Regions from separate parts of the Homo sapiens genome. Here region 2 is linked to region 1. Evidence: chromatin loops called from intact Hi-C (ENCODE). Cell type or tissue: PC-3. All regions are shown on one strand.

Region 1 (2,500 bases):
TAAACCCCTCTGGAAACCAACTCCTTCTACCCTGCCTTCTCTCGTTTCTTCCCGGATTAGAGTAGTAAAGAGCCCCATGTCTGGGCCTCACCCTCCACACAGCTGTCACAAGTTTTTAAAAAATGTATATTTGATTTTCTTGTCTCTCTACTGCCCTTAGAACAAAGGCCAAACTCTTCAGCACATCACACACTTCCAGCCTCATTTCCCACCACTTCCCTGCAGGTTCCTACATTAGTGTCATATCAGCATGCTTGCAATTTCCTTTCAAACTTCTCATACCCTCTTTATTCTCATTCCTTCTTATACGCCGGAAATAACCTTCCTCCTCTCTCCTTGTCTCTCTTCCACTGACCCTTCAAGATTAAGCACCTCTGGCAAAGAGTTTAGTAAAGCAATAGGAACCTTCATACACTGAAAAGCTTTTAAATTGGTTAAATCACTTAGGAAAAACTGATTGGTTCAATCACTTAGGTTGGCATTATCTAGTGCTAAGTTAACAACACACATCCAATGACCCAGAAATACACTCTAGGAAAACAGCCTGGAGAAACTCATTCACATAGACACTCTATATACACACACATGTTCATAGGAGCATTGCTCAACAGCCAAAGATCAGAGTCGGCCCACATGTCCAACAAGAGAAAGGGTACACAGATTGTGGTGAGGTCACTAATGAACTACTACATACTAATGAAAATGAACAAATGAGAGCTATATGCAACAACTTGGATGAGTTTTATAAACAATGGTGAGCAAAAGATGACAAAAGAATATGTGTGCTATGATTTAATTCATACAGAGTTTGAAATGGAAAAAGTAAACTATATCGATTAGGGATGCCTTCATAGGCGGTAAAATCATGAAGAAAAGCAAGAGCCAGGCTGTTGTTGCCATGGGAGAGAGAAGACTTGTAAATGGGAAGGGACACAGGGAGAGCTTCTCAGATGCTGGCAATATTCTATTTCTTGACATGACTAGTAGTCACAAAGAGGTTCACTTCATAATTCTGGCTGCGTGTGTTTTATGAACTTTCTATAGGTATATTATAGTTGAAAAATAAAAATTATGTCACTCCTCACTCTTTTTGTACTGAGCTTACAATATATTAATTTCTCATAATTACAATTTATTTGTTTCTGCTAGTGGTTCTTAGTGGAGAATTTCTTTAAAAATCAGGTGATTTTGTTGCATAAGTACAGACACCCAAGCCTCACCCCAGTTCAACTAAGCCAATCACTGGAAAGTGAGAGTGAACTGAACATGTGGGTAAGGTGTTTTGATTTCACAAATGACTCTGAAAACAGTCCCTGGTTACAAGCCACTGTCTAGACTAGAAGCTCCCTCAAAAAACTGACTGTACCTTCTTCATATTACCAACACCTAGTACAGGACCTGGAATACAACAGGCACTTAAAACATGTTTGTCAAAGTAATGAAGAAAATGCGTATTTCCAAAACAGACTTACACATTTCATGGTTTGCATTTGCATTGCATCCAGGCAAAATAAGCACATAGTGTTACAGTTTACTTAGAATGACTTTGGGAGGCTCAGGGTCAGGCTCCTGAAGGGCCTCATGCATGGTCTGAGACACTCGTAGGTCATGTCAGTCCATCAAAAGTCAACTGAAGGCATCTACGGGCACTAGCAGGAGATGAAGACACCAAGTACCTACCAGTATCTTTTCCATTTCAGACCATTAAAACACCAAGAGTCCAAGCGCACTTTGTAGTCTAATGAATGTGATATGCCTTTTAATCAATGGAATATGTATTTACATACTCTTTTTTAAACAGTTGAAGCACAGTAATCTCTCTACATTTAAAATCTCCACTGTTAGATATTAACCCCTTGTCAGACATGTTATCTGCAAACATTTTCTCTCATTCTGTAGGTTGCCTTTTCACTCTGTTGATTTGTTTCTTTTGCTGTGTAGAAGCTTTTTAGTTTGATGTAGTCCCACTTGTCTATTTTTACATTTGTTGCTGGTACTTTTGGTGTGATACTTGAGAAATCATTGCCAAGACTAATGTCATGAAACTTTTCCCTTATGTTTTCCTTCTAGGAGTTTCAGATCTTATATTTAAATTTTTAAATTATTTTGAGTTGGTTTTTATGTATAAGGTTCCAGGTTTCAGTTTCATTCTTATGCATGTGGATATCCAGTTTTCCCAACACCATTTGTTGAAGAATCTGTCCTTTCCCCATTGTGTATTCTTGGCAACCCTGTTGAAGATACAGCTGACCATACATATTTGAGTTTATTTCTAAGCTCTTGGTTCTGTTACATTGTTCCATGTGTCTGTTTTTATGATAGTATCATAATGTTTTAATTACTGTGTCTTTGTAATATATTTTGGAATCAGGAAATGTAATGCCTTTAGTTTTGTTCTTTTTTCTCAAGATTGATTTGGCTATTTGGATATTTTGTGGTTCTGCATGAATCTTAGGTTGTTTTTCTATTTCTGTAAAAAATGCCATTGAGGCTGGGCGTG
Region 2 (2,500 bases), 50 kb before region 1:
TAAAGCACTGAATCTGAAATTTGTGCATACAAATAGCTGAGGACTTTGTGAAATTGTAGACTCTGAATTCAAGAGAGCTGAAGTTGAACCTGAGATTTTGCATTTCTAAAAACTTCTAAGTAATGCTGACGTGGGCCCATGGACCAGACCTTGAGTGGTAAAGCTCTAAAACACATGCAAAAATAAATAAGTAAAACACATGCTACTTTTCTCCTGCAGATCTTGTCATAGTAAATTACTTTCTTGGGTGAGGTATTTTACTGGTTTTATCTCAGAATGAGTCAAGGGCCCTTAATATCACCAATGGCAGGAAATCAGATGGCCTCCAGCACTTAAAGATGAACAGGAGGCTAGGAGGCAGGAAATTGTTTTGCTCAAAATTTTATTTCCAAATATTATTTGAATAAATCAATTTGCTTGTGAAGCTGCATAAGCTCTTCAGAATCAGCAGTGTTTGAAACTGATAGTTTCTGTGTTTTTGGTAGAATATTCTCTTTTTATAAAAAGCTTTGATACTCTACATTTTTGAGAGTCATTCCATAACTATTTCTGTGAGTTATTACAGAAGAAATACAAGCTTTGCAGCCAAAAAGATCAGGAGCTGGCATTCCAACTCTAAGCACATAGTAGTTGAGTGGTCTCAGAGAAACTGATGTTCAAAGGGGTTAAGTTACGTTGCTATCAATCAAACTGGGCTAAGGCAACCTACCTCCTTAAATGTGTCATGAGAACTAAGTGAAATAACAGATCTAACCACCTAATGCAATGACTGCCACATGGTAGGTACTCTTAATTGTTTATCATCCCTCTTCCCTTAGCATTGAGAAAAATTACTTCCTACAATGTCAGTCTGACTCAAGTGGCAAAAGTAAATAAGAAAATACTTTCTGCCAACACTTGGGCTTTAAAAAAGTATTAAAGTGTTCAAGTAGTAACAGTTTAACATTTACTCAACACCTATTAGGGGACTAGGCAATGTTGGGGAACCTTTTTATTATCATCATCTTTTACATGTAAGAAAACAGAAAGATTAAAAAACCAGCCCAAGATCCCAACACTGCAACTCCATAGTTTGCTCCCTTAACAACTGACAGACAACTTGCCTCCCAGTAAACCCTGGGGGTGATGCCTGGTAATGCAGAGGAAATCAAAGGCAACCCCAGGGAGAGAGTGAAAGTCAAGAGTCACCATTCCTTGAAAGATTTTCAGAAATCAAAGTTTTACTTTCAAGCTGAGAACCAAATCAAGAACTCAATTCCATTTACAATAGCAACAAAAAAATAAAATAACCAGTAATACATTTAACCAAAGAGAGGAAAGATCTCTACAGGGAGAAAACAAAACAGTAATGAAAGAAATTGTCAACAATACAAAAGGAAAAACATCTCACTCTCATGGATTGAAAGAATCAACATCGTTAAAATGACCATACTGCCCAAAGCAAACTACAGATTCAATGTAATTTCTATCAAATTATCAACATCATATTGCGCAGAATTAGAGAAAACACGCTAGGCATTGTGGCTCACTCCTATAATCCCAGCACTTTGGGAGGCCAAGGCAGGAGGATCTTGAGCCCAGGATTTTGAGACCAGCCTGGGCAACATGGTGACGTCTCATCTCTACAAATAATCTTTTTAAAAATGCAGGTGTGATGGCACATGCCTGCAGTCCCAGGTACTTGGGAAGCTGAGGTGAAAAGATCACTTGAGCCCAAGAGTTTGAGGCTGCAGTGAGCTGTGATCATGCCACTGCACTCCAGCCTGGGCAACAGAGTTAGACTCTGTCTCAAAACAAAACAATCCTAAAGCTCGTATGGAGCCCAAAAACCCCCCAATCAGTCAAAGCAATCCTATTCAAAAAGAACAATCTGGAGGTATCATGTTGCCTAACTTCAAATGATACCACAAGACTATAGTAACTAAAACAGCATGGTACTGGTACAAAAATATGCACACGGATCAATGGAACAGAATAGAGAACCCAGAAATAAAGCCACATTACCTACAGACAACTGATATTCAACAAAGTTGACAAAAATAAATGGGAAAAGGACACCCTATTCAATGAATGGTACTGGGGAAATTGGCTAACCATATACAAAAGAATAAAATTGGACCCCTATCTTTTACCATATACAAAAATTAACTCAAGATGGATTAAAGACTTAAATGTGAGACCTGAAATTATAAAAAATCCTAAATAAAACCTAGGAAAAACTCTTCTGGACATTGGCCTAGGCTTGACTAAGCTTGAAGTCAATTCTGATGCCAACAAATATTAAAGAATTTATGACGAACACCCCAAAAGCAAATGTAACAAAAATTAAAATAGACAAATGTGACTTAATTAATCTAAAAGGCTTCTGCACAGCAAAAGAGAGAATCAACAGAGTAAACAGCCAACCTACAGAATGGGAAAAAATATTTGCAAATTATGTCTCTGGCAAACGACTAATATCCAGAATCTATAAGGAACTCAAAACAGAAAAAAAAAACAA

Evidence for each region. A loop is a pair of places that touch in the nucleus more often than their neighbours do. Peaks named below come from ENCODE experiments on the same cell type or tissue, not always from the same donor. Only the 100,000 strongest peaks of a DNase experiment are listed, where the experiment ranks them.
Region 2: a loop joins it to region 1, with 2.0 times the contacts of the local background. A loop is called at or near these places in 3 of 110 quality-filtered maps.

The regions. Positions count from the first base shown.
Region 1 is chr4:150,093,668-150,096,167 of GRCh38, reverse strand. The region is part of intron 1 of DCLK2 (doublecortin like kinase 2); the gene reads right to left. Among named protein-coding and RNA genes, the nearest start is that of DCLK2, 16 kb to the right of the region's middle. In PC-3, no CTCF peak of the experiment used is centred here; no DNase peak of the experiment used is centred here.
Region 2 is chr4:150,143,895-150,146,394 of GRCh38, reverse strand. All of the region lies in intron 2 of DCLK2 (doublecortin like kinase 2), which reads right to left. Among named protein-coding and RNA genes, the nearest start is that of DCLK2, 67 kb to the right of the region's middle. In PC-3, a CTCF peak has its summit at 1,084; no DNase peak of the experiment used is centred here; H3K27ac peaks cover 1,341 bases.